Regions from separate parts of the Mus musculus genome. Here region 2 is linked to region 1. A link is a loop called in an ENCODE intact Hi-C map of the cell type or tissue named here. Cell type or tissue: gastrocnemius. All regions are shown on one strand. Each heading gives the region's core, and the rest is flanking DNA. Links, peaks and the distances in the headings are about the cores only.

Region 1 (6,255 bases), core at 800-5,799:
TTAGACCCAGCATCCAAAGCAGATCCTGGAGATGGAACCCTACCATCTGGGGCCATGGGGAAACTATTGTGGGCCTTTGTGTCCTTTTCCATTCGGAGTAAGTGAGACATGAACTTTGAGAAATTAGAATGGCATTTGGGGTACAAGAAATGCTTTTAAAACATTTGTGCTAATTGGAATTTAAAGAAAAAAGAGTTCTTTTATCATTTTAATTTTTTATTTCTTATATTTATTTTCATGTGTGCCTGAGTGCACACACATGGAGGCCAAAGAAGAACTTGCAGGAGTTGGTTCTCCTTTTAGACAAGGTTTCACTTTGTAGCTCAGGCTGGTCTTGAACTTATGATCCTTCTGCCAACCTCTGGAGTACAGGAATACAAGTAGGGATGGAAACCAGAGCCTCACATGTTAGACAAATGCTTTATTACTGAGCTACACCTATCCCTGGCCAAGGAGGACAGAAAATGACATAGGATCCCCTCTAGCTGGTTACAAGCAACTGTGAGCTGACTTGGATACAACAACCCTCCCACCACCTCCTTGTTTCTGCCACATCTCTGGCTATGCTCACCTGACCCTGGCATTGAGAACCCTGTCTGCCCCTGTATCAGTTCACCAAGAGTTGGCAGAAGCCTGTCCCCACTGCCAGCCTGAGACCTGAGCAACACAAGTCTCAGCCTGAGCACAGGATGGGGTGAGAGTGTGGTTGCATGAAAAATACCCACCTGTGTGCTCTGACCACTGGAGATTAGGAGTACTGAGTGGGATCAAAGGAGCCAGTCTACCTGCTTCTCATGTCTCCAGTCCTAGCAACCAGACCTGCTAAAGAGAAAAGGGCGCTGTCAACAGATGTTCCATATTAGAAGAGGAGGTGTTTTATAGGGGGTGTTGAAATAGTCTGGGGGCTTTGCAGACTTTTTTCCTGTGTCTTGAAAGAGCCACACATGCCCTCCCCACAGGGGTCTCCACCCATCTAAAGTCTGTCTCTCCCTCTGTTTCCTTTGGCCTGGCAAGCTGCCTATGCTGATTGCCTTGTACAGTTCCTGTGCCCCAGACATTCACCAATTGGGAAGACCCTCTAGACCACAGTCCTTTAGGTAATTTTCAACCGTTTCAGTCTAGAACTCACTTTTGAGCTGGGGCAGACCGCAAACTCATGATCCTCCTACCTCTGTCCCCTGAGTTACCAGTGTATACTACCACACCCAGCTCAACATAAACTTGGGTTCTCCACCAGAACAGTTATTTTTCCCAGACCCTGTTCATTCAATTCCTCTGGCTTGTACTCTTCAGAGTTTAAGGGTAGCTCTGTGAATCTGGTATGTGTGTGTGTGTGTGTGTGTGTGTGTGTGTGTGTGTGTCTGTCTGTCTGTCTGTCTGTCTGTCTGTCTGTCTGTTTATATCTATGTTTGTCTTTCTGCCTATCTGTGTGTATGTAAGTATATGTAAGTGTATGTTAGTGTGTCTGTGTATGTAAATGTCTTTGTGTATACTGGACATTTTCAAACTCTGTTCCAGAGCTGAAGGGCTGGGCTAAGCTGGGGGCTCAGTGATAGAGTCCTTTCCCTGGCTTATATTCTCAACATTGCAAAAAACAAAGGAGCTGAAGATGGGTGAAGGGGCAGAGTAGATCAGCAGTGGGCACCAGTACTGGCTTCTGGGATTCAATTGCCCAGACGTCAGTCTCTTTGAAGGGAAGGGATCACTGCAGGTCACTGAGCTTGGGCTTCAGCTGTCTCCCAGTAGCATGGAGCCATCCCTGAACTGAGCAAGGCTTGAGGCCTGCCTTTCTATATCTTACAGTCTAGTTGCAATGGTGGCCAGGAGAGAGCTTTGTAAAAGAAAAACTCTCAGCCTTCATTGCTTGGTGCTGGGTGGAAAAACAGAACGGGCTCAGTGGTCAGCAAGGCACTAGCTGCCTCAGGTCCACAATGAGCTAACTCATGAGGTAGTCTACTGTGTCTGAGTGTGCAAGATCACACAGGCATGTGAATGGGAGTATGTGTGGCAGTGTATACACACACAGTGGCCTGAAAAGGACTTGGAATTTCTCCTGTCCCTCTCTGCCTCACTCCCTTGCGATGGGGTCCATCACTGAGCCTGGAGCTTGCTGTTTTCCAGCTAGGCTGACTGGCCAGCTGCCAAGCAAGGATCCATCCACCAACTGGCCCTGCCTACTTCCACCCCTGGCCCTGGGATTACAGAAGCACATGGCCACATCTCTCTTTTTACATTGATCCTGGGAACCGAAACTCAGGTTCCCACGCTTGCACAGTGTTATAATCAGGGTTTCTTCTGCTGTGATAAAATCGTATAACCTAAAGCAAATTGGGGGAGAACGGGCTTTATTTCTCTTACACTTCTACATCATAGACTCTCATGGAAGGAAGTTAGGGCAGGACCCTAGAGGCAGGAGCTGATGAAGGAGCCACAGAATCATGCTACTTATCGGCTTGCTCTCTATGGCTTGCTCAGCCTGTTTTCTTATAGCATCCAAGACCCCCAGTCCAGGGATGGCACCACCCACAATGAGCTGTACCTTCCCACGTCACTCACTAATGAAGAAAATGCCCTACAGGTTTGTAGGTTTGCCTACAGCCTTATATTACAGAGATGATTTCTCTATTAAATTCTCCTTCTCTCAGACGACTCCAGCTCGTGTCAAGTTGACATTAAAAACCTAAGCCGGCGCACACCGCAAGTGCTCTTACCCACCAAAACATCTCCCAAGTCCCTAGGCAGCCTACTTCTAATTGTAAGGCCAGCAACCTCTTTTCACTGTCTTTAATCGCAAACCAGGAAAGTTGGAAGGCAGCTCCGCCACAGGGTTCCAACTGGCCCTATAGGAGAGTTGTTTCTTGCACCTCCCTAGCTGTGCCCAGCCCCAGCAGGGCTGAGTCATGGAAAAGTTACTTCTGCTCATTTCTCCCACCAAGCCCACAAAGACTCCTTTCACGTTGTCAGGAGGGGGATGAAAAAATAAAAAAAGTGTGGGGCCCTCCGCCCAAGGCTGGGACGAAAATTTTCAAGCTCCTCTCTAGAGTTAGACTTAGTATCTCCTGCATCAAGGAAGCAGAATGGACCAGTACCAAGAGAGAAAGGGGACACATATTCCACACTACAACTTTCTTATTGAAACCAGCCTACTTAGTTGTGCAGCCTTAGCCCCGTGCTCCCCCACCCCTATCTTCCTGGGAACTGAGGTGTAGGGAGGGAAATGGATAAAGACAGTGACAGCTCATCTCTGGAAAGCTGATGCTGGGGGAAGCCTTAAGCTCACAGATACCAGGACCACAAAATCCACATCCTGACAGTAGACCAAGTAGAAACAGGGCCATTGCATCTGGCCAGACCTTGCATCTGACAGTTGCTTTTGGAATTGCCTAGCCGGTTTTTGTTTGGTCGTTTGTTTTGTTAATTTGTTTGGGGGGGGGCAATTCTTTTATTTTGAGTTGTTGTTGTTGTTGTTGTTGCTCCCCTCTGACTCCAGCTCAGACTCAACAGGGAGAAGCCTGTGTGGCCTTGAATGAATTGCTTACTTATCTGTTGGGCCCAGTTTCCTTAATTGCGTTGAGAGGGCACATAACACCCACCTCCCCAGACCATTTGGGAAATTGTAGTGTGTATAAGACACGTGTGAAGATCCACTGGGGTTCACAGTACCTTTCCACCTCTGTCCCAAACATACACCTGTGGGACATGGACAAGGGTCCTCCTGGTCACTCAGCTGGTCTAGCATCTGATCTGAACAGGATGAACACATACGTGTCTTTCTGTGAATGGCTGGATCTCCGTGTGTTAGTAACCTTTGCTATGAAACAGGTAGAGAAGAGGCTGTGATCTTTACAAGTCCTTAGCCTTACATGGAGTGAAAGGCCTAAGCAAAAAGAATAGCTCTTTAGCCCCACCAGTGTTGAAAACGCTAGTAGCTTAGAGGTGCAGTGTCCCATGTTGGCCACTAGGCGTCTCCAAGGATAATAGATGAGGGCAGAAGCTATGCAGCCTTTTGGGGGTCTCCCCTACTTGGTGTCTTGTACATAGGCCTTAGCAACCGCTGGGCGCCAAGAGTCCGACCCTCCCTGACTGCCATTTCTTTCCTGTTGTTTTATAGACCTGGAAGATGGACGAAATGGCCACCATGGTGGGGTGGGATCTAAGGAAGGCAACGGCCAGCCCTTTGGAGAGTCCTTTAGAAAGAAGAATGGAGCCTGCAGGGACTCTTCACTGCAGTTCTTGGCCAAGCCTGTCCTCCACCTCTCTCCTGCCTTCTTGCCAGAGTGGGGTGGGATGGGAAGAGAAATTAGGTCTGGACTGAATCTCTTCCTCCTGTACTTCCTGGCTGGGTAACCTGGGAAATAGGATGACAAAGTCCCCAAGGCGAGGTCAGCTGGAGGGTGGAATGTCAGACCAGATCGCAGGAGCTCCACACAGGAGAACGGCTTCCTTGCCCCTTCATCCAAACCTAAGAGTTCTCATGACAACTTCTCCCCAGAACTACAGTAGTTGGCAAAAGAGGAAGTGATCTCCACCCCCTCCCCAAATCAGCACTTCTCAAAGGGATTTGTTCACACCCAGGCGGGGAATATTAAAAGCACAGTTAGTTCCTTGTGCACCCAGGGCCTGCTGGATCAGTCTTTGGGGCTGAGGCCCAGGACTCCCAGCCTGAACACGTCCAGGGCTGGAAAGGGCTGCCCCAGATTATAGGGCAGGCTCCCTGGCTGTCTCTCCCTCTCCCGCCCAGGGATGTGCAGAGGGGGCGGGTGGCAAGTCTCATCAGCACTTTTAACTGGGCCTGCTTCTCATGACTCACCTCCTAGACTTCCCGCAACAGGCAAGTCTAAATAGCTGGGTCCCGCCCTCCCAACAGGGAGACGTTCTTACAAGGGGTGGGCAAGAGGTTACAAGGTGGGTGCCCAAAAGGTCAGCGGGGTAAGGGCACCCAGAGAGGGGACACTGGATGAACTGAACAGTGGCATAGCTTTGAAGACGTGTTGTTTACAGGCTTCTGTTATTAAGGAAATTGCTGTCAGTCAAGGTAATTCTAGCCCAGATAAGCAATAAATAAGCTCCCAGCTAATCTTATGGGGATTTTATTGGCACCTGGGGTTAGAGGTCCTTTGCCCTGCTCCCCTTTCTCCCAAAGCAAAATCCTGCCTCCCAAGGGGTCCCTCTACCTCAACGTGAGAGACTTCACGTTAATACAACTTCGGATGTACACTCTTTGAAGGAAAATGGGAATCAGGCAATGATGAAACATAACCTCCTGGTCCTACCTGGAGGCAGAAGAATGACCAAGTGACCTGAAATGAACCCTTGGCGACCCAATAGCATCAAGGCATGCGCGAGTTTCCCCTCGGTTTGCCCGGCCGCTCAGGGGTGGTCACCTGGCCCAGGCTGGGAGCCAGGTCTGATACAGCAAGCTGGCTTGCCAGAGTTGGTTGCAGCGTGTTCGAGTTCCGGCTGCGAGCCCTCGGGGACTAGGGCAGCAAGTTCCAGCTTGCAGAAATGAGAAGCGAGTCCCAGGGGAGTGCGAGACGCAGCGAGACCGGGTGCGCGCCTAGGCGCGTGCCCCGCCACGGCGCAGGGGGAGGGGAAGTCGCCGCAGCCACTCAGAGGCACGATAGTGAAGCCTCCCAACAACTTTAACTGTCAATCAGACTTAATGGGGTATTAAAAAAAAAAAAAAAAAAAAAAAGGAGGGGGCGCCCTTTCGGTCCACGCCGCAGCTGCCCCGCGGACGAAGTAATAGGGCGGTGCAGACTAGGGCGTCCTATCCACGAGTGCTCCACAGTACGGGCCCGACCAAGTTGGAAAGAACAAAAAAGAAGGCAATAAATACTAAAGGGGAGGGGGGAAGAGAGGGAGCCACACCGAGCGGCAACTCCCAGCCCGGGCTGCAAGAGAGGGAGGAGGGAACCGGAGAGAGCGGGCGCGCGCGAGGGCGAGCTGTGCACGAGAAGAAACTGACACCCGGACCCCCCACTTCTCCTGCACGGTGCTGGCAATCAGATCGCGTTTAAGCAATTTCCTGAGCCCAAGAATAGCAATGAGTCGGGAGACTTTCGCGGACTGAAATTGGGAGCTGCAATCACTCCCCAGGTTTTGTGTGTGGTGTTTTTGTGTGTGGTTTTTTCCCCCCTTTCTTTTTCTGGAGAAAGTTGGAGGGGGGCGCTACAATTGGGAAACAGCTTTTTTGTTTGTTTGTTTTGTTAATCTTGCACTTTGAAACCGCGGACTGTAGCTGTGTGCGCGCTG
Region 2 (6,255 bases), core at 668-5,667, 60 kb after region 1:
TGTCTCTCTCTCTCACACACACACACACACACACACACACACACACACACACACACACACATACACAAACACACACACAGAGGTGCACACATCTATCCATTGATCAAATATCCAACAAAAGTCTATTAGGTTTGGGGGCTATAGTGGTGAATAAAACATACCAGTCCCTGGACACAGGCTGGTGGAGTGTGTTCATACAGCAGGGGTGACATTCTGTAAGGACATAGCAATAGCAAGCGTCAGATACATGCCTGGCTGACTGTTTGGACCCCAGGCAAGCAGAGACAGCTCTGCCTGCCTGGCTTATTACAGCCTGACATTAACATGTGGCATCTTTTTGGACTGGCTTGTGGAGTTCAGCAGAGCCTGACCCAGAATAGAACATAGTTTATTCTGTCTAGTGGGGTGAGGGGTCCCTCTGAGAGCAGGATCAGTGAGGGAAAGCTTTACTGACGATACCACTGCAAAAGGGTGCTGGAGGCTGAGTTGGGGCTGACAGACAGGAAGAAACGACTCTGGGAAAGTTTTAAGGCCGCTCCACAGACTTGAGCCTGGGCACTCGGCCTCATGGGCCTAACTAAAGGTCCAAAGTCTATTTATGTCTGTTGGCTAAGAGTTTGAGGTTCAACCCACCTTCCAAGGCCCCATCTACCTTGCCTTGTTCAAGAATGTCACCTTTTGTCCAGTGTGGAGGGTATTATTGCTGAAGGACAGAGCCCTGATTTGGAGGGCCTGCAAGAAGAACCAGAAGGTCCACATGAAGTCCTATTATGGTCGTGTCACTTCCTCTGACCTTGGCTGGGACTTGGCCTCCTGCCCTTTGGGAGTTCACAGAGAGGTGATATCTCCTCCAAGTGGAGAATGGTTCCCTCCCCTCTCCAGGGAGGCCTGGGTTTATAGATGAAGTTCCAAGGAACCAAACAGCTGGGACTTTTGAGACTGTCTATTCTTGGTGCAAAGCCCCAGGGAGCCTTGAGGCAGAGGATTTACAACGGCAATGCCCCTTTGCTGAAGGCAGGGTGGGGTGGGGTGTTTCCCTCTGTGGCTCCTGCTTTCTGTGGGGTCTGGGGAATAGCTTAGAGTTCAAGTTCACTTGATGCCATCAGCAGAGCCATGAGAAAGGCTGGCATCTTGACTCACCCAGGTGGCCCAGAAGAATGTCACAAACCTTGCTCCAGCTCCTTGACTGTGGGGGCCTCTGGGGTTGTCCACTTTTTCCCAGTGGGAAATTCCAGTCTGTTACCCAGGGTCTTGGGAATAGCTTTGTGGTCTTCAGAGCCACGTCTTGTTAGAATTGTTGTCTCTACTCTGCACTACACTGGGTAAATTAAATTAGCCTTGAGGCTAATGTATAAAGTGAGCTTCATCCGGAAGCCATAGGATAGAATGCCGGTGGAGAGAGTGAGACAACTCCTGATTGAGATGTTGGGTTTGTCCCTGGTACCTCCTCAGAAAGTCAATCAAAGGAGCCAGCAAGATGGCTCAGGAAGTGACAGTGTCTACTGCCAACCCTGACGACCCAAGTTTGATCCCCTGGAACCCATGTTGTAGATAGAGAGAAGTGACCTCTGTAAGTTGTTCTCTGAGCTCCACATTTGTGCCATAGCACTTTGTGTGTGTGTGTGTGTGTGTGTGTGTGTGTGTGTGTGTGTGTGTGTGTGTGTGTGTGTGTATACTTGAGAGGTAGTTCTTAACAATCAGGTAAACTGAGCCCCTGAGACCTGGCTTATAGAAGTGCTGGCTTTGCCTAATCTTCATTCTCATAAAAACCCAATGAGGGAGACAAATATAAGCCTTTTAGGGAAAAAGACTCAAAGGTTCAGCAAGGTTGATAAATTCACTCACAGCTGCACAGCAAACAGATGGCCTGGCTGGACTCCCCCATGAGTGGGCTCAGAGCTGGTCAGATGTGCATGAGATGGGGAATCCGCTGAGAAAAGTCCATCTTGGACCCTGACACTTGGAACCCAAAAAAATGTACTTTCTGGTCAGCCAGGCTTGAAACCTCAGAAGGCCTCATTCCAGGCATTGCCCCCCCAGGACCCCAGAATGGTTCCAGAGTATATCAGGCTAGTCCCTAGACCTGTCTCTAGAAGTTTGGCACTGGTATTCAGGAAGCAGGGAGGAAGGCCAAGCCCCTGGAGCTGCCCCAAGGAGGAGAGCGGTTTGGCCAGCCAGCCGGTGGGGCCAGGCTCCTTTGTTGCACACTGACAGGAAGGTGCGGCCACCACACACTTCAGCTGCCAGCTCACTGTGGTCACTCAATCCATCACCCAGGGTGGGGGCGGCAGGCCCCCAGGCTCCTGGCGGCTAGGCCTGCAGTGTTGTTTTAGTCTGACTCGGGCTGTGAGATAAACGGGGCATGAACTGGCCCCTTGGCAGGGGGTCAGCCCCTTCTGCCCTCATTAAAGTGCCAATCAAGAAGAGGAATGGAGAAAGCTGGTGAGCTCAGCCTCTCCCCAAGGGGCAGGATCCAGACTCCCTGAGAGAGAGAGAGAGAGAGAGAGAGAGAGAGAGAGAGAGAGAGAGAGAGAGAGAGAGAGAGAGCCAGCAGTACATTCCACTGGGCCAGCCAGGCCAGCAGCTTGCATCTGGTTGCAACACTGCAAAGTTGAGAATGGTCTGTTCTGCATGGGGGTGGGGCTTGGGGGACAATCCTTCAAAGCAGGGAACACCCTGCCCTGGCCTGGTCATAGGCTTATGGCTAGGTATCTGCTGCTACTTGATAGCCACACTGGCAATACAGGCCGTCTGATTACCTCTTCTGAATCTCAAAGCACCTCCTGCTCCTTCTGATAGCTGATGGAGAAGCCATGGCCTTGTGGGTAGGGAGCCACCCAGGGGTGGGCAGTGGCCACTGGGCTCAGGCACATACCTGGTGATTTTGTAGTGGCACTGGGAAGGCTGGGTTCACTACTGTACTGGAGAGGCTGGGCCTACCTCTCCTCTCCACATTCTCGAGAAGCCTCTCTCTGACCTGAGTCCTGTCCCCGGGATAACCAGAAAAGCCAGTACACAAAAGCAGAAGAGGCTGAGCCTATTGAAAGCAGGATTACCTCTATTCTGTCTTACAGGATAGACTCAGGTGCTGGCCTGGATGCAGTGTCCCTAAAGGCCTTCTTGGGGTCCGAATGCCACACTGTGAATTCTTGTGGGAAGTCTGGCATAAGCTCCACCCCTAGAGACCACACTGTCAGAAGCCTCTGGGATGGGGCTGGAGGTGGGGACGCTGACCTTCTGTATATATTCCTCACAGTTTGTCTGTTCTCCTAAAGCAATCTAGGGAGATTCCCAATGTTAACCTTAAACCTCTCCATGTGGGTGCACACACATGCACCTCCACACACACACACCATGTACACCCACACGTGTACACCTGTGCATGCAAGCCACACATACACATGAAAAGAAAAGAAAAGATGTTATGATTTTGAATTCCTTTCACATACTAAGCAATAATAATAATTGCTGCCATTGCTTGGGAATTCGTGATGCTTGAAAGCATCGTTTGAAGCAAGTTCTACCTGATTTAAGTCTCCCAACAATGCTGTAGAGAAGAAACCGTGCTGCCCTGTTCTGTGGGTATGCAGAGTCGGGTTGCTATGTAAAAACCTACATATGTAGTAAATCCAACATAAATGTGGTTTGCAACATAAATGTGGTTTGCAACTTCTCTTCTCCTGCTTAGCTGGCAGCCTTCCTCTAGTTAGAGTGGCATAAGTCCAGGTTCTGGCCACCTTGTGGCTCTGCTTTGTCCTGCCTTCCCATTGAAAGCACATGGTATCCTCAGGCTGCTCCATGGAGAATGGTCTGTGGTGGGGGACAAGGAGGTTTGGGACGTGGTCCATTTGCCTTCTGAGCAAACCTGCTCTATCCATGGGCCTAGCTGATCTCCATGATCTGTCTCATGTGATAAATGTGACTGGCTTCCACACCTTGTATCAGTTGGGCACCTGACCCTGACTTCCTGTTAACCTCCACCAATGGGAGACAGTGACAGAAGGTCAGAGGGCACTGGGAGAGGTGAGAGCATTTGCTTGTCAAGATGGATAGTTCTCATTTTCAACTGGATACAACCTAGAATTACCTAAGGAGAGTCTCAGTATAGGACTGTCTAGAACAGGTTGGCCTGTGAGTATTCTGTGGTGGGGGGGGTTGTCTTAATTACATTAATTGATATCAGAAGAACCAGCCTATTGTGAGTGGCACAACTCCCTAGGTTTGGTCCCTGATCTGTGTAAAAGTGAAGAAAATCAGATGAGTCCTAAGCATACATACAAAAAGAGTTGTCAGTCAAATGAAGAAGCACCCTATAGAATGGGAGAAAATACTTGCCGACTACAAATCTGGCCAAGCATCAGTCTCTAAGTCATACCAAGAATGTAAGAAAATAAACAGCAAGAAAACAAAGCAAAGCAAAATGATAAAAATGGGCCATGGAGTTGAACAACACCAAAAATATAGCTGGTTAAAAATCATTTTTAAAAGTGTTCAACATCGTTGGCCATCAGAGAAATCAAACTGAAACCACACTGAGATTCCATCTCACCCCAGTCAGAACGCCTATCATCAAGAAAACAAATAACAACAAATGCTGGGGCAACCACTATGGAAACCAATCTGGATGTGTCTCAAAAAGCTAAAAATAGAACTTCCATATGACCCAGGCGTGATACTCCTGGGCATGTATCCCAAACGCTCCAGTCTTCCGAGGGAGAAACTTACTCATCAGGCTCATTACCGCTCTGCTTGCAATAGCTAGGGAATGGAATCAACGTAGATATCCATGAGCCAATGAGTGGGAAACCAAAATAAACACAATGGGCTTTTATTTATCTATGAGGAAAAATGAAATCTTTGGAAAACAGATCAAAGGTGAGGCACCCCGGGTCCAGAAAGACAAATGTCACAGATTCCCACTCAGATGTAGATCCTAGTTCAAAATTTGAGATTTGTGTGTAAATGTGGAGTAGCTCTAAGCCCAGGAAGCAAAAAAGGACTCTTGAGAGGGAAAGAGGACTTAAGGGAAAAGGGAATAATAGAACACATATAATATGAAGATGGCAGGGCTATGGGGTGAAGGGTGGAATACTGAGAGTTAATGGTTTAACCAGGGACAAGGGGTGTATGGGGGAGAAGAAGGTGAGGGTAGGTTAATCAAAAGTAAAAATATATGAAAACCCTCTATAGGAATCCATACTTTGTAAACTAATTAAAAATATAATTTAAAAGTAGTTGGAGGTGCAACATAAAGTTCCTACATAGAGGAACAATGATTCCCAAAGAAGACATAAGTTCTTAAATGAAAATATCAGTACTAGGTGTGGGATATCCCTTTAGGAGTCATTGGTCAAGGAGACCGAGAAACACTCATAACAGAAGCTGTTGTCAGAGCTCCTGGTTGTCCTCCACAGTTAGACAGCAAAAAACCCTATTGCTGAAGACACCACATACTTTGCAGGTCATAGGGAAATCAAACTGGAATTGACTTTAAAAGTTTCTCCCTGCCAGGGTAGGCGCATCGTCTCTCACTGAGGCCAGACACGGGAACCCTGTTAGGGAACAGGTACCACAGTCATCATGTGGGGAGGGTCTCTGTGAGGGAGGATCAGGAGGAGGTACAATGTTTGATGTAAATAAATTAATTTAAAAAAAGTTTCTTCCTGCTGGCTAGCTAGTGAGGCTGCTAGACTGACCTGCCAGGATAGATGTGCCCAGGGCTATAGTAATGGCATCAAGGTTATGGGCTTTTAGATTCATCTGAGGCCTATTCCACAGGAAGAAATTCATGTCTCATACCATTAACCTGGTCAAAAGCCAATGGCCTAGGAGGTCACCAGCTCTGGGAGAAACCCTCTACTGCTGTGTTGTTGTTGTTGCTGTTGTTGTTGTTGTTGTTGTTGTTGTTGTTTTGGACATGTTGTTAAACCACCTACGAAACAGTTATGCTCACATTCAGAGATTAGTACTGCCTTCAACTTTGGCCAGGAAAGCTCCTCTCTGTTGCAGTTAGCAGTTAATGCAGAGATTCACAACTGTGCTGAGAATATTTATCTGTTGAGTAGTCAGACCTAAAGATGTCATCTGTACTAATTCCTACCCAAAGCTCAGGCACTACTATTCTGGAAGAGGGGCTGAAAGAGTGTCAGAACTGGAGGGTGAGGAGGAGTGTTGTGGAAGGCAGTCTTCAGGACATGGGCATGGCTCTCATGAACATGTAGCTGTGGTTTCTGTCACAAGATCAAGTCAGTACAA

The links. A loop is a pair of places that touch in the nucleus more often than their neighbours do. Peaks named below come from ENCODE experiments on the same cell type or tissue, not always from the same donor. Only the 100,000 strongest peaks of a DNase experiment are listed, where the experiment ranks them.
Region 2: a loop joins it to region 1, with 4 times the contacts of the local background. A loop is called at or near these places in 8 of 42 quality-filtered maps.

The regions. Positions count from the first base shown.
Region 1 is chr4:144,886,812-144,893,066 of GRCm38, forward strand. It overlaps a transcript of Vps13d not described here and a transcript of Dhrs3 not described here. Among named protein-coding and RNA genes, the nearest start is that of Dhrs3, 3.1 kb to the right of the region's middle. In gastrocnemius, for the core only: no CTCF peak of the experiment used is centred there; DNase peaks (open chromatin) are centred at 1,002, 2,135, 3,696, 4,033 and 2 more places; H3K4me3 peaks cover 1,818 bases; H3K27ac peaks cover 2,818 bases.
Region 2 is chr4:144,947,359-144,953,613 of GRCm38, forward strand. Gm42344 (a long non-coding RNA gene) reads right to left here. Exons shown (of 3, transcript XR_881562.2): 1 at 162-6,255. It also overlaps a transcript of Vps13d not described here. Among named protein-coding and RNA genes, the nearest start is that of Gm42344, 6.3 kb to the right of the region's middle. In gastrocnemius, for the core only: a CTCF peak has its summit at 3,756; DNase peaks (open chromatin) are centred at 819, 2,228, 3,743 and 4,695; H3K4me3 peaks cover 571 bases; H3K27ac peaks cover 5,000 bases.